2 separate regions of the Homo sapiens genome follow, and region 2 is linked to region 1. Evidence: read pairs that join two places in POLR2A ChIA-PET (ENCODE). Cell type or tissue: Panc1. All regions are shown on one strand. Each heading gives the region's core, and the rest is flanking DNA. Links, peaks and the distances in the headings are about the cores only.

Region 1 (10,055 bases), core at 4,687-7,186:
TGTCTTCAGTTTTCAGAATCAAGCCATATTCTGATCTTTTATATCTACTAATGACACCCAAATTTAGAACTGTGTGCTCTGGCTATGTAGAAAAGACTGATTGAAAAAGAAAAGAAAAGACTGCTTTCCTGTGTCTCTGTAGCTCCTCAACTTTTTTTTTAATGTGCTCCTCTTTAAAATTTTTTCTTTCAGGTTGTACCTACAACAGATCATATAGATACAGAAAAATTGAAAGCCAGAGAACAGATTAAGTTTTTTGAAGAAGTTCTCCTTTTTGAGGATGAACTTCATGATCATGGAGTTTCAAGCCTGAGTGTGAAGATTGTGAGTATTATTTTTATTTAAAATTAATATTTTTCTTGCATTCTTAACATCAGACAAAAATATGACTCACTTTGAATAACACTGAGCCTGGCCGGGCGCGGTGGCTCACGCCTGTAATCCCAGCACTTTGAGAGGCTGAGGCGGGCTGGATCGCCAGGTCAGGAGACCGAGACCATCCTGGCTAACACAGTGAAACCCCGTCTCTACTAAAAACACAAAAAGTTAGCTGGGCATGGTGGCGGGCGCCTGTAGTCCCAGCTACTCGGGAGGCTGAGGCAGGAGAGTAGCGTGAACCCAAGAGGCGGAGCTTGCAGTGAGCCAGGATCACGCCACTGCACTCCAGCCTGGGCGACAGAGCAAAAAAAAAAAAAAAAAAAAAAGAATAACACTGAGCTTTAACATGATGTCATGTACAATTTCACTTGAATCTAGAGTGTATCTTATTGAATATCCATTATAAAATTCACAAAATATTTGTGTATTCTTAAGGCTTTATTTTAGCAAAGCATTTTTAATAGACCTGCCTGGCCACCTTGTAGTTTATTTGTTTATTATTTAACTCTAATGAAGACTGTGGCTTAATTTTCACATTTTGGATTAAAAATGATGTTGATAGGATCTGCAGACGGCAAGGTGGATGTCATTTTTTAAAATGATCCATGTGTTATGATTTCAGTGCATCATTCAACTACCACTTCAATTTTCAGCCTGGTGGCGGGCACCTGTAGTCCCAGCTACTCGGGAGGCTGAGGCAGGAGAAGCGTGAACCCGGGAGGCGGAGCTTGCAGTGAGCTGAGATCGCACCACTGCACTCCAGCCCTCCAGCCTGGGCGACAGAGCAAGACTCCGTCTCAAAAAAAAAAAATAAAATAAAATAAAAGAAGTAGAAAACACACATAACAAGTATGGTTATTCATATTTCTTTACCACTGCATTATAATTGGGTCTCTAATACTTTCCAGAAATAACTCAACTGAAACTTTTTACTAAATGCCTCATTCTTTAAGACCCAAAGACCCAGCTAAAATACCACCTTTTCTACAAGGCCCTTCACAACTCCGTTACACAGAGTTAAATATCTCTTTTCTATACTCCTTTTTAAAAACCTCTCAATTAGGCCGGGCGCGGTGGCCCATGCCTGTAATCCCAGCACTTTGGGAGGCCGAGGCGGGCGGATCACGAGGTCAGGAGATCGAGACCATGGTGAAACCCCGTCTCTACTAAAAATACAAAAAATTAGCTGGGCGCAGTGGCGGGCGCCTGTAGTCCCAGCTACCCGGGAGGCTGAGGCAGGAGAATGGCGTGAACCCGGAAGGCAGAGCTTGCAGTGAGCCGAGATCGTGCCACTGCACTCCAGCCTGGGCAACAAGCGAGACTCCGTCTCAAAACAAACAAACAAACAAACAAAACAAACAAAAAACCTCTCAATTATAGCATTTGTCATGAGATCTGTCAAAGACAGAGACCCTAACATCAAACATTGTTCTTGGGGCATAATGATTGTGGATGCTGTGATTTAAAGAATGAAAATAATACAAAAGCAGCAACAGATTTGTTTTAAAGTCAAATTTTAGCTACTTGGGAGGCAGAAGCAGGAGGATTGCTTGAGCCCAGGAGGTCAAGGCTACAGTGAGCTATGATGGTGCCACTGCACCCCAGCTTGGGAGACAAAATAATTTTATTTTTAGATAAATAAAAAATTTTATTTTTCTTATCTAAAAATAAAATTAGTTTTTTCGGTGGAATCAAAGGATTTTGAAATTGTAGTGAATTTTTAGAGAATCATTTTTTGTAGCCTCCATATTTTATAGATAAGGCCTAAAAAGATAGCTTAAGGTCATGAAACTAATTGCAAAGTTTTCTTTGTATCATCTAATATATATCATTATTCTAGCATTAGATAGTTGTTTTCATAGGCTTTACTTCTTTGCTCACTTATAACTCTAAATTCACTTTTTTTTGTTTAGATTTATTCTCTCTTCAGTTCACCTAGTCTTGTATCTTTCCACTTGTCTACCACCTGTTGAATTGACTATGCTAAATGTTCATTATGAGTTTGCATACCTGGGTGTGCATTTGTATCCAAGGGGGTATATATATCATGTCTATAAGTGGGTCGGTATTTGGAAAGCACATGTGGTTTTGTGGATGGAGTTGCTTGAAAGGATATGTGTATAAATATGTGTGTACAAGAATACATAGTAAGTCTTAAACTGAAGAGCATTTTTTTAACCAACTACTTTAAGCTGAAGTATTAGTTCATAGATATTACTATCCTGTAGTGAAATTTGTAGATGATTTAATCCACCTACTTTGCAGCAATCAACATATTTTAACTATAAAATTAAAGGAAATTGGTTTAGAATAAAATATATTTTAATACTTAAATGCATAATATGACTGCACCAAAGACATAATGAAGCAGTCAGGTACTTATATTTGCATATTGAGTCACCGTAAATGTGACAGCAAAAAATGTAGGCTGACAGAGATGTAAGGTATCAATCAGTGACTCTTAACACAATTTTCCAAAATGATGAACAACTCTTAGTGAAGTTCTAAATAAGAAAAAGTATAATCTTTCCTTGATTTGGAAAATAGTTGACTTCCTGGATAATTGAGTGATTTTTTTTTTATTATCTATGTAAAATGGAAATAGTTTCTAAAGTCAGATCATTATAAGTAGGCTTTTTCACCTCTGTGAATGCCTGGTAAGATACTGCAAGTTTTGTGGAATGCAGGACTGGACTTTGTTGTATAGGATTGTCCTGTGCATCCCAGATCTGTCGTTCTGGTCCTTATTCACTAACTGTTGATATTGGTTGCTTATTGATGTGACAAGAAAAAGTACTCTCACAAATTCCCAAACGTCCCCTAGGAAAGAACTACTGCCCTAAAATATGCTATTGTATTGGCACTAGAGTTCTGGTCTCCTAATTCCTACTCTCTCCACTGTGCCATGCTAAAATGATATTTCAGTTTACTGCCTGTGTTGTGTCCAGTGTGACTGTTGGTAACTAATTTTGAAATTTGAAGAAATGTTGCAAGTCAGTTTTTCCATAAATTACACATATCACTGTGTAGTAATGTCAAATAATAATGATGTGCTTCTCAATTTGTTGTGACATCAAGTTGTCATAAGTCAGGTTATTTCTACAGCTTTCCTTTACTAAAAGTCTTTTTTTTAAGTCTGTTGCTGATAACCCCATCAGAATACACTTTGGCTCAGAGCCTTTTCTCCAGCAAAGGTATTAATACCTTCTAGCTTCAGTTTTATCCGGAAAATGGTTAATGAGCACCTGCTGTGTGCTAGGTACTTTTCTAAGCAATAGAGATGTGGTGATGAACAAAGCAGATATTTCCACCACCATGGAGCCTACAGTCAAGTGGAAACATAAATGAAGATAGTTACAAATCCGTTAATTCGTAATGGAGTGCTATGAGAGAGAATACCAAGATAAATCTATTGTGGTATGGAATGGTAAGAAAGGCCCCTCTGTGGAAGTGACATGTGTACTGAAATCTGAAGGACAAGTGAACATTAGCCGGGAGAATACTCCAGGTAAGGGAAGAGGGTGTGTAATGGTCCCAAGGCAGAAAAGAATTTGGCCTGTGGCTGGTGACTCTCCAGGCAGTTAAGTCACTGTCATTACTGGGTTATCCTGTTATTTCTTCTTTCATCATTAATGTAGCCCTGTGCTTATATGTAAGATTATAGGCAGTTCCCTGAATATATGTTATTATTTCATGTCTCAGTACTTTTTGTACATGCAGGTCCCCTTTCTGAAATTCTCCTTCCCATCTCTAGCTGTTCTTTCTGTGGTCAGCTCAAGCCTTGTCTTATCTGATGTTCTTCAGCAGACTTAGGTACTTCTTTCTCAAATGCTTATTGAGCCTTGTGCATACCCATTATAGCAGCTACCACATCTGTTTGACCTTTCCCTGGCTGATAACCTTTTTGAGCATTGGGATTCTATTTTTTCATTTATATAAATCCAAGACTTACTATAGTAAGAACTTGGTGTTAGTAGACAATAGGTATTTATTCAGCAAATGGCCAAGCATATTCATTTTAATTAATTAATTAATTTTGGGACAGGGTCTTGCTCTGTTGCCCAGGCTGGAGTGCAGTGTTACAATCATGGCTCACTGCAGCCTATCTCCCAGGCCCAAGCCATCCTCCCAGCTTAGCCTTCCACGTAGCTAGGACTACAGGCTTGTGCCACCGTGCTTTGCTAATTTTTTGTATTTTTTGTAGAGATGGGGTCTGACTCTGTTGCCCAGGCTGGTCTTGAACTCCTGGGCTCAAGTGATCTTTCCACCTCAACCTTCCAAACTGCTGTGATTATAGGTGTGAGCCACCATGCCAGCTAAACATATTCATTTTAAAGACCCAAATACCTCACATTCCATTCAACCGCTCTCTCCCCGCCACCAGGACCCACCTTCATACTTTCTCCACTGATTCTGCCTATCATTAGTAGTTATACTTGGAAAGCAGAGGAATTTGTAGATGTGCCACAGATGAAAGATGTTAAGAATGTGTTATAGTGTTCTGATAAACCAGGTCTTTAGCAATATGTAATAGTGCCTACAGGTTGCACTGAATTAGAGCATTCTGTGTAAGGTCTGTTGCTTTGTTTTATGTAAAGTGAATAGGTGAGTAGTGACAAAGAACTAGGTTGTTCTTTCATTTTGGTTTTATTGGTGTTGACATTTACTATCAGTACCTGCCATTTTTTGAAATAAACATTATAATTTTTACATTACTTGGGTATGTTTTTAAGTCTTTTAAACCTCAATATCTCCTCACCTAGAAAAAATATTTTAGGAAACCGAAACTATGATGTTAAATAGTTTGCACAAGGTTTTGAGGCTAGTTGGAGCTAGGACAAAGAGCTTCTAGTTGAGAGATTTTTATAAACTGTGAATTCAGCCTTATTCCAGGGTTTTTTTGTTTTTTGTTTTCAAATTTTTTCTTTCAGCAAAGTAATAAAATGTTTAATTTTTATTAAAATATTAATGTACCTTTTTTTTTTTTTCCAGAGAGTAATGCCTTCTAGCTTTTTCCTGCTGTTGCGGTTTTTCTTGAGAATTGATGGGGTGCTTATCAGAATGAATGACACGAGACTTTACCATGAGGTATTTATTGTTGTTTAATGAATATACTAATTGATACTGGGCTTGTTTGTGTTGTTTAATTGTCAATCTGAGAATTTGAAATTAAACAATCTATATTATATGGCAGTCTTTCTAACTGTTAAGTCTGAGTGTTTCACATTCACTGTTGACTGCAGGCTATCATCAAAACATTACATTTCCTTTTACAAAGGTTCTGGTGACTCAAAATGTTTTCTAAAAGACACTCCCTAATTGGGGAGGGGTCTTTTGAGACAATTTTGTATGTACTTAATCCATGTTTAAGAAAACTGTCCTTTAACTCTTACCTTTGTTTACAGTATATGTTGTTTATGTAATGTCCTGATGTACATTAATATACAGGAAGTACATTAATATATTAATCAGGCCAAGGCCGGGCGCCGTAGCTCACGCCTGTAATCCCGGCACTTTGGGAGGCCGAGGTGGGTAGATCACCTGAGATCAGGAGTTCGAGACCAGCCTGGCCAACATGGTGAAACCCTGTCTCTACTAAAAATACAAAAAATTAGCCAGGCATGGTGGCACGGACTTGTAGTCCTAGCTGCTACTTGGGAGGCTGAGGTGGGAGGATTGCTTGAGCTGGTGAAGGTTGAGGCTGCAGTGACAGAGCAAGACCCTGTCTCAAAGAAAAAAAAAAAAAAGAAACATACCTAAGTTATACAGTTAGTAGGTGGCAGAATTGGAATTTGAACCTAGTAGGATAGGATTGGATTGATGCTTTCTAAACCCTTCACTTAGGGATTTTTTCTTGAAATAACATGGTTATAGTGATAGACCTTTTTTCTTTTAAAAGTGGTGGCAAAGTACTAAACATAAGCTATATTTTTGTTCCCCAGAAAGAGAAATCTAAATTTTATTTTTATTTATTTATTTGAGATGGATGGAGTCTTGCTCTGTTGCCCAGGCTGGAATGCAGTGGCGCGATCTTGGCTCACTGCAACCTCTGCTTCCTGAGTTCAAGCAATTCTCATGTCTCAGCCTCCCTAGTAGCTGGGATTACAGGCGCCCACCACCACACCTGGCAATTTTGTTGTTGTTGTTTTTAATGGAGTGATGGGGTTTCACCATGTTGGCCAGGCCGGTCTTGAACTCCTGACCTCAAGTGATCCAATTGCCTCGGCCTCCCAAAGTGCTGGGATTATAGGCGTGAGCCACACCGCTCCTGGCCTAAATGTTAAAAATACTGTTTTAATTAAACAATATTGAATTTTAGGAATTTATCCTAAAAAGATTCTTTTATATAATAATCTACTAATATTAATTGGGCAATTACTCAGAGTTATACGTACATGAATATTCACAGTAGTATTGTTTATAATAGCAGAAAGGAAGGAAAGTAGGAACTTAATGCCCATTAAATGGCCATTAATTAAATTGTTTATATCCATATGGTATAAAATATATAATTATTAAAATTGGTTGCAGAGATTGATATTTAAGTAATTTTGAAAGATATTCATTTCAGTGTTGAACTTTCAAAAGCAAGTATGAATCTACTTACATAAGATTCTCTGTAGAGATTTCTAAGTATTAAAGATAGTGTTACCTATAAGCTGTGATCACTGATGATTTATACTTTTATATTATTTGATTTTTTTCCTACAGTGACTATTAATCTGTTTTTATTAATACAAGAGAGTGAAACCTTAAAGGCATATAATTTTGTGGCTTTTCTTTTATTGAAAAGTGTTTCAAGAAGTAAATTATAATAAGTTGCTGTTCTAAAACCTAACCAAAAATCTTAAATGGGAAAAATTGAAGTACAAAAAAGGTGATTTTAAGTAAGCTATTTGGTAAGAGCTTTATGGAATGGGAAAGAATAAAAATTTTAAAGCATGTTTTGCAACATAAAAGTAGCACAATTACGTAGGTAAATGATAAGATAGCTTAAGGGAAAGATGTTTCAAACTTGAAGTAATTTTAAAATCTCTTGCATATTTCATTTATACAAATTCATTATATACATTATTCATTTATATACATATTCTTTCAAAGTAAAATCTTTGCTATGTTTCTCTTACATGGTAATTATAAAATCTGTTTACATATGTGTATCATCATTATAATGTATAGAAATTGGAAATAATAATCCAATTTGAGTTAAATAGGAGTTATCTCAGTGTAGAACAAGATGTTCTCTTTAGACTGCATGCTGTTTTGACAACCTATCCTAAAATGTAGGCAGTCTGTTTTTAATACAAAGGATTTTGTAAATCAGTATAATTAAATTTATTGCAACTGTTTATTTTTAAATACAGGCTGACAAGACCTACATGTTACGAGAATATACGTCACGAGAAAGCAAAATTTCTAGTTTGATGGCAAGTACTTAAATTTCAGTTTTTAGAAGTTAATTTTAATGTTTCATTTTAATTTAAGTAGCATATACCCCTGACCCCAACCACCCAAGTTTACATCCCTAAACCCATTCATTCACCTAATGGGGCTCTATAGGATAAATTCTATGGGAGCATAACTTTTCTGACCTTACCTCAAATACAAGAACATTTAGAGCTGCTAGGTACTTAAGCCTCATCTAATCTAATTTTCACATTTTGTTCTAGAGAAATTGAAACCCAGAGGTGTGACTTACTCTGAGTCACATAGCTGGCTGGTGATGGATGTTCTTTACACTTACCACCCTGCCGCCTTATTTCTTTCTACATAGTCTCCTTTTCTCTTCCGAAAATGTGGTGATTCTGTACCATAATTTGTTTGTTTTGGCATCATTTTTCTTTATTTTTTACTCCCCGGGACCTGTGAAGCCTTCCTTAGAACTTAGGATTCTATAATGGGTTGCTTAAAAATTGGTACCTTCCTATAAACTTGATTTTATTTTTTCACGCTTAGTATGTACTTCTGTCTGGGTATAGAGTATACTTGGAACAGAAAAGTTACTACTTAGATTCTATTGTAGACTACATGCTGTGCTCTAACCGAAGACTAGTGTTTTCAAGTTACAAAAGCAGGAGATACATAGGGTTGGATTAAGATGTATTAAATTCTTAGGACATTTGTGGGAACATTATAGATTATATAACCCTGTGATCTTTGATGAAATCATTCAGTAACAAAGTTGAATGATTCCGTATCAAGAAATACCTATTATTTTTAGGAGCACATATGCATATATTGCACCTGATTTTAAAATTTCCATGCTTTATGAATGCTTGAACCAAAACATTTGTAAAAAATTTCAGTACAGTAACTGAATATGCTAATATGATTTATGTATTTCCTAGCATGTTCCACCTTCCCTCTTCACGGAACCTAATGAAATATCCCAGTATTTACCAATAAAGGAAGCAGTTTGTGAGAAGCTAATATTTCCAGAAAGAATTGATCCTAACCCAGCAGACTCACAAAAAAGTACACAAGTGGAATAAAATGTGATACAACATATACTCACTATGGAATCTGACTGGACACCTTGGCTATTTGTAAGGGGTTATTTTTATTATGAGAATTAATTGCCTTGTTTATGTACAGATTTTCTGTAGCCTTAAAGGAAAAAAAAATAAAGATCGTTACAGGCAGGTTTCACTCAACTGCTGTTTGTACTGTCTGTCTTCACATTCATATTCCAGATTTATATTTTCTGGAGTTAAATTTGGATGATTTCTAAATTATCACAAAGTGGGACCTCAGCAGTAGTGATGTGTGTGTCTCATGAGCAGTGAGCACAGTCTGCATTCATCATGAAACACTATCTTCTACCAGGAGGAGGTTAATGTAAATCACCAAATCCCAATGCCTTGTGACTTTCATAGGATTCCTGATCATGCATGTTGATGTACTGGCTCTTCACTTTGGGCTTTCTGATGTTTATTCACACCTTTGGAGAGTTGCAACTTGCCACATACGAAATTAGTCTCATAGTGTAGTGAACTTCAACCCCAAAATTTTAAAAATGTATTTCCCCCCAGTTTTAAATTGCCTTTGAAATTTAAAAAAAAAAAATTTAGACTTAGTACCAGAACCAAAAATACCTAGATTTTTGGAGAACTTATTACATACATAGAAACATGAATATGGTTTACCACTGTGTGTGTGTAGGATGTTAGAATTATCTGTCCTCCATCTTTAGGTGCTTTTTCTTAAATGTGGTTCTACTTATACTGATATTTTTAATTTCCATCTTCCATGCAACCTCAGAGTGAATAAACCCCTTAAATTTGGTGCTGGTTCGAAAAAGTCTAAAGGGTTTATTAGGGGTTGTTTTTCGCAAATATTACATCAATCCTTAAAGCAACAAGATTAATTTTCTGCTTAAAATATTTGGGAAGATAGGTAAGGAGGAGGGGGTTTTAAAATATAAAAGCAAGTTTTTCTATTTTAAGGTGCATATTTGTAACATTACAGGGGATGAAGTAAAATGTAATTAATTAGCACAAGACTTAGGGAGTACAGAAAATACACAGAAGTAAATTTCAAATCCATTTGATTGTTTTCATAGTGACCCCTTAGTCATTTTATATTCTTGTCTGCCTTTCTAGAAAAATGGTTGTCATAAAGTGGAAAGTGATTAAAAAGCATCAAATAAGAAATTATTTCAAGTGGATTTTTAAAAA
Region 2 (6,534 bases), core at 3,840-6,339, 62 kb before region 1:
CTTACCAGTCTTGCTTACCTGCTAATCATCCTACCCTGTAAGCGCTGCAGTTTTCCAAGATGCCCTCTGGGGCACTATTTCTTCCTTTCTCATCTACAGAGGAAATTAACTGTCGGCCTCCTCGATATCTCTTACCCTTGTCCAGCAGTTGCTCCTCTGGAGACCCACCCTTTTCACACACCACATCCATGTGGCTTCATGGATGTGGACACATGACCTATGCCTCGCCAATCAGCATCTTCGAACTTCCTTTGATGTAACAACAGTGTTGCTGAAACAGCTGGGAGAAGGACAGTTCCCCTTTCACATTGGATTTGAACCTGCAGCTTTCCCCCTTGCCAGAGCTGCTGGGGATCACCACACAGAACCTTAGCATGAAGAAAGGTCAAAACCAGTGAGAAAATGGGTCCTGATAAAAACCACTTGAACCCTGAACCCACACCAGAAGCCAAATACACTCGAGCATTTTAATGACATGAGCCAATAGCTTTCCTTTTTGCTTAAGTGGATTTGAATGGATATTCTACCACTTGCAAAAGAAAGACTCCTATCTGATACCTCTTCTCTCTATATGTTCCCTCTCTATGCCCACTTAAACACTGATGACTCCAAAATCTCCATGTATAGCCTAGAAACTCTTTGGTGCTCCAGATTCATATCCACCCACCTTGTAGATGTTGTCTCCCATATGTCACATTCAGGCACCTCAGATAGAACATGTACAAAATGGAATTCACATCTCTGCTGCTACCATCCCACTATGCTATTCCTCATGTTTTTCTCTACCCTAGATAAAACATCACCACCCACCCAATCTCTCAGGAAAGAAGCCTAGGACATCCTAGGCCACTCCTTAAGGGAATCCTAATGGGGTTTAGGCCCTGACTACACTTTCTGACTGTGTCACCATGGGTGTATTAATGAACATGTCTGAGCTGTGGATTTCCATACTGACTCTCTAGGATTGAATGAGATAGTGTGTGTAAAGCAGTTGGTTCCATTTCCTATCACAGACATCCAATGCATCACTAGTTCTCAGTCAAAACTTCATCCTCACTGCCACTACCCCAGCTCAGAGCCTCACCATCTTTTCCCTGGACTACTAACAGGCATTTCTCTCTTCTTCTTATTTTCGATCTCACCCCCACCCTTACCCCCCACACCAATCTCTCCTCCCAACTATTGCCAGACTGATTGTCCCCTACACAGCCAGACCATTTCATGCTATTCCCTGCCACCTGCAGAATTTATTCATTTGCAAATACCCTCTACCTCGACCATCCCAAATTGCTCACAGTTCTCCAAACACTCACTGTTGTTCTCAACTCTGTGGCTCTGTACACTGTTATCACTGCCCATAATGCTGTCTCTTCCTCCTCACCCACCTGGAGAAGAGCTCATCCTTAAGACTTGGTTAAAAAAAGAAAAAAAAAAGTTACTATAAAAGTCAAAGAAAATATAGATTGGTTAAAGTGACAAGGAGGGAAAATAAATAAAGGAAAAGCAGAAATTTAAAATATTTTTAAATGGAGAAAAGCAAAGAAAGAATGGAGAGAAAAGAGAAAATTTAGGAAAATTTACTCTTGAAGTAGGAGGGGACTTCCTAAGCAAGACAGAAAACTTGAAAACAAAGAAAAGTGATAGAGTTTTCACTTCATAAAAATTAAATACTTCTGGACAATCAAAGGTACAATAAGCAAAGTTGGGGAAGAAGACATAAAGATGTTTGATTTATTAACAAGAAAAGGATTAAAGACCAGAATTTAAAAAGAGCCTCACAAATTGATGAAATTACAAACAACTCAGTTAAAAAAATTGGCAAAGAATTTGATGGAGGAATTAGAGGAAGTGTAAGCAATCAATTTAGAGTAAACTTGGAAGAATACATCAGCATTTAAAATGCACATAACTGGCCAGGCGCGGTGACTCAAGCCTGTAATTCCAGCATTTTGGGAGGCCGAGGTGGGCAAATCCCCGGAGGTCAGGAGTTTGAGACCAGCCTCGCCAATATGGTGAAACCCCTTCTCTACTAAAAATACAAAAATTAGCCAGGTGTGGTGGCGCACGCCTGTAACCCCAGCTACGTGGGAGGCTGAGGCAGGAGAATCACTTGAACCCAGGAGGTGGATGTTGCAGTGAGCCGAGATCATGCCACTGCACTCCAGCCTGGGCGACAGAGCAAGACTCTGTCTCATAAAAATAAAATGCCCATAACTGATATGAAATGGTCTCCAAGCCGGGCGCTGTGGCTCTCGCCTGTAATCCCAGCACTTTGGGAGGTCGAGGCGGGCGGATCACGAGGTCAGGAGATTGAGACCATCCTGGCTAACACGGTGAAACCCCGTCTCTACTAAAAATACAAAAAAATTAGCCGGGCGTGGTGGCAGGTGCCTGTAGTCCCAGCTACTCGGGAGGCTGAGGCAGGAGAATGGCGTGAACCCGGAAGATGGAGCTTGCAGTGAGCCGAGATCGCGCCACTGAACTCCAGCCTGGGTGACTGAGCAAGACTCCGTCTCAAAAAAAAAAAAAAGAAAAAAAGAAATGGTCTCCAAGATCTAGATTGAACTTTTTTAATGCCCTATGTAGAACAGAGCATATAATATGCTATCATATTTATTTCTGAAAGAGAGAAAACAGAAGGCACATTTTTAGGTTTGTTTTTGTTGTTGTTGTTTGTTGGTTGGTTTTTTAAGATGGAGTTTCGCTCTTGTTGCCCAGGATGGAGTGCAATGGCACAGTCTCGGCTCACTGCAACCTCCGCCTCCTGGGTTCAAGCGATTCTCCTGCCTCAGCCTTCCAAGTAGCTGGGATTACAGGTGCCCACCACCATGCCCGGCTAATTTTTGTATTTTTAGTAGAGATGGGGTTTCACCATGTTGGTCAGGCTGGTCTCGAACTCCTGACCTCAGATGATCTGCCTGCCTCGGCCTCCCAAAATACTGGGATTACAGGCGTGAGCCACTGCGCCCAGCCCAGAAGGTACATTTTATTTGCTTGTAGGGGCATGGACTATTTCTGAAAGAATGCACAAAAACTGGTAAAATTAGTTATACCCAAAAAAGGAAAAAGAGGGCTAGGAAAGAGGAGTGGGAGGGAGATGTTGCCTTTTATAACTTTTGAATGCTATACCTTTCCAATTCACTACTTATTCTCAAACAAATAACCTTAAATAAATACAGTAAATAATTCAGTCTCTTTTTCTACACAATCTTCCAGACCTCAATAAACAAAGATAATTCTGCTTAAATAACCACTTAAAATGTACATTTCCTTTGACCCACAGATCCCACGTCCAGGAACAATTTTTACCCAGAAATATTGTACATGTACACAGATAAAGATACACAGAAAATCTAAATTAAATTGGAAGCCAATCTATGAGTCCATCAAGAGGGGAATGTTTAAATAATTTATAGGGAACCGATACTATGAAATACTATGTTATTATTAAAAAGAATGAAGTACAATGTATCTGTTATTGTTATTGAATGACTTCTAAGTCATATTGTTAAATCAGAAAAGTAAACCACAGAGCATTATTATATGACCCGATTTATGTTTTTCTTTTTTTAACAGACAGGATCTTACTATGTTGTCCATGCTGGACTTGAACTCTTAGGCTCAAGCGATCCTCCCACCTCAGCCTATCAAGTAACTGGGACTACAGGTGTGCGCCACCATGCCCAGCTTCATTTATGTATTTTTTCAAGTATATTCAATATATTCAGGTTGGTCCTAAAGTGAGAAATGTAGGTAATACTTTTTTATCATGTTTTATATAATAGCAATAAACTATATATTCACCTATGTTTCCAGGCTTGGTGACCATATTGAGCACACTGAAAAAGACCTAAAAAGACAGACATTTACAGTGGTTATCTCAAAGGTGGGGAGAAGGAGTAGAGAAGAGGTGGAGGGGAATTTAATTTATTTTCCTATATGTTACTGTGTTTTAAAATATTTACAGCTCTTAGTTTTGAAAAATTACTATATTCCATGAATGCTTTACATTATTTACCTAAGGTCACAAGTTTATAAGGGGCAGGGCTGGGAGGTAGGCTGTCTGACTTCAGATAGTGCTCTTAACACAGTGTTCTCTCACCCATTGCTTGAGTATAAAACAAACACAAACTAAAATAAAATTGAAATATACCTCCTCATGCTTTACCCCTGGCCAACTGCAAATTCCTTCCTTTATGCTCCAGCACTCCCTGAACATATTTGCCATGAATGCTATCCTCTCCCCTGCTGAGCACATAAAATGTGCAAGGAAATAGATTAAAACTAGTTGTAAGCCTTTTCTCTTGGTGTAGAAACAGAGTCATAGACGAGTACTGGGTGAATGAATGAAGTATGGAGTCATAAAGTCAATCCCTCCTCCAAACTCCAGGTAGCACTGATAGCTATCTCTAGTTCTGTTGATGTTTTTTGTTCTTATAGAAAAACAGCAAGAAGACACCATTTCTCCCCTGCTGTCATGCTTTACTGCATCTCAGAATGACAGTCAGTGCTTCCCAAGGTCTCACACAGAAGACGCAAGCAGCCTGCACACATAATTTGGTTAAACTGCACGCACATTAAAAAAAATGTTTTGAATCAGTTGCTATCTTTAAAAATATATGAAGCTTGTTTTCCGTAAAAATTTACAGTTTCCCCCAAAACTAAGATCAGGCAACCATGTGCTGGAGCCCCACCGCACCTGCAGCTGCCCCCTTACTGGAGACAGGCTTAGCAGCACACAGCTCCCACCCAGCCCTCCTGTCCACCCGCCTCCTGCACTCAGGCTTCCTGACTGGTCCCTGCTGGCAGTGGAGTTTACACCACAGAACTGTACCTCCTCTTGCTGACATTTAGGTCAGTTCCAGTTCAGCCCATTCTGTCTTCCTCGGAACCCAAACAGAGAGCTCGCAGCCCTCTGACCACACAGTGCTCCTTCACCTCTCAGAGGACGCACAGTGCACCAGGCTGCAACACAAAGAGAACGGTTCGGATATCGTTGCGGCCTTGGATTAGTTCCAAAATGTCAAGCGGGCCTCTTAATGAGGGGTCTCTATTCTTGATGTTATGGCAGTGGAGCTACAGGGCAGGGAGAAGCCCTGAGTTAAAGAACTCACCTGTGTGCCATCAGGAAACCACGTGAAAAGCACTACCAAGGCAAAAGATCTGAGTTCAATCTGGGCTGCTTACCTAGCTGGGCAAGAATGCTTCATCTCTCCTGAGCCTCAGTTTCCTCACCTATCAAATGGGCTAGTAGAGCTTCACAAGGTTGTTGTGTGAATGAAAAAGTGTACATGAAAGTGCTTGTAAGCACCTGACAAGTATAAAATAAGACGGGTGTGGAGGAGGACCGGAAGAGAGGTGCTCTGAAAGAAGTAACAGAAATGGGTGCCATGCATTCCAGTTACAGTTGAAGAGCCTCTGTCTCTATGACCTGAGGTCCCTCCCACCTCCTCTTTCTGCCCTGAGGGCCTGAAAAATGCCTCTCTTCACTTGCTCCCAGTGGCTGCAGTAAAATAGATTATAAGGGAAAACCGCCTATTCCCCGAAGCAGTAGCTCTCCAGAACTCATCTGGAGGTCCAGGTCACTAGGGGAGAAGAAGCCAGGCTGAATCCACGCCTGGCTCCACGGAGGAGCCACAAGGATGGCCATCCTCCCCCAGCCCCTAGGACGCTGAGACAGGCTCACCGGAGGTTATCGGTGTCTCCATTGGACAATCAAGGAACTGAGGTTCTTTCCCTCCAAAACCACACACCTCCTCACGGCTTCACCGGGAGGTGGATCAAATGACCTGCTCTATGAAAGCACTTTGCAAAAGGGATGAAAGTACAATAACAAGCAAAAATAGCCTCCAAGATGTGATATAAAGCGATGCCAATGCGCAGCTATGTGGTTACTGGTGAGCAGACCTCCGGGAAGCACAGGACACACCCCACTTACCCAACAGACGTTCTCATCCCATATGCCTTTGTCCAAAGGTTGCACGGGGGTTAAGCTTGGCCCAGAAGGCGCCGAGGGCTGGTCGAGTTCTCCCCTTTCCAAGAACCAGCCGAATCTCCCTCCCGCAGATCTGAGGGGCAGAGCCGCCCATCCGGCGGCGCCGGGCCACTTCTGGGCGCGCCACCCGCCGCCCGCCCAGGCTCGGGGAGACAGCGCCCTGAGTCCCGGCTGGGAGAAGGCTGCTCACCTGGTCCTCACGGATTCCAGCCGAGGGGCGTGACCGCTTCTCCCCACACCCTTTGCCCTGAGCGGGACGTGGAGTCTCTTGGCCCCAGGGGGCGCGGCCCGCATCGGCAGAGTCCCGGGCACGCACCTACGCCCTCCCATCCAGCGGACTGTTTAGGGGCTTCGGGCGGCGCCGGAGAAACGGGGCGGGCTGCACCCAGCAGAATGGGGTGGGCCTCTCAGAAGCCCCAGGCCGCAGGGGAGGGGCGCGCCCCCAACATCTTCCCACAAAGAGCTCCAGCTCTCCAAAGCAAGGCGCAGTGCGGGCGGAGGACAGCCCTGACCTCCGAGAGGGGCGCGGGGAGAAAGGG

The links. ChIA-PET counts read pairs that join two places held together with the same protein. Peaks named below come from ENCODE experiments on the same cell type or tissue, not always from the same donor. Only the 100,000 strongest peaks of a DNase experiment are listed, where the experiment ranks them.
Region 2: POLR2A ChIA-PET joins it to region 1 with 5 read pairs; 4 of 35 experiments call an interaction of 5 or more read pairs at or near these places.

Annotation. Positions count from the first base shown.
Region 1 is chr1:168,191,177-168,201,231 of GRCh38, forward strand. TIPRL (TOR signaling pathway regulator) reads left to right here. Exons shown (of 7, transcript NM_152902.5): 4 at 193-324; 5 at 5,371-5,466; 6 at 7,743-7,805; 7 at 8,727-10,055. The coding sequence ends at 8,870. Among named protein-coding and RNA genes, the nearest start is that of TIPRL, 17 kb to the left of the region's middle. RefSeq lists enhancers at 3,484-4,268, 6,003-6,503. In Panc1, for the core only: no CTCF peak of the experiment used is centred there; no DNase peak of the experiment used is centred there.
Region 2 is chr1:168,130,072-168,136,605 of GRCh38, forward strand. All of the region lies in intron 1 of GPR161 (G protein-coupled receptor 161), which reads right to left. Among named protein-coding and RNA genes, the nearest start is that of GPR161, 3.6 kb to the right of the region's middle. RefSeq lists a silencer at 6,502-6,534. In Panc1, for the core only: no CTCF peak of the experiment used is centred there; no DNase peak of the experiment used is centred there; H3K4me3 peaks cover 881 bases; H3K27me3 peaks cover 1,746 bases.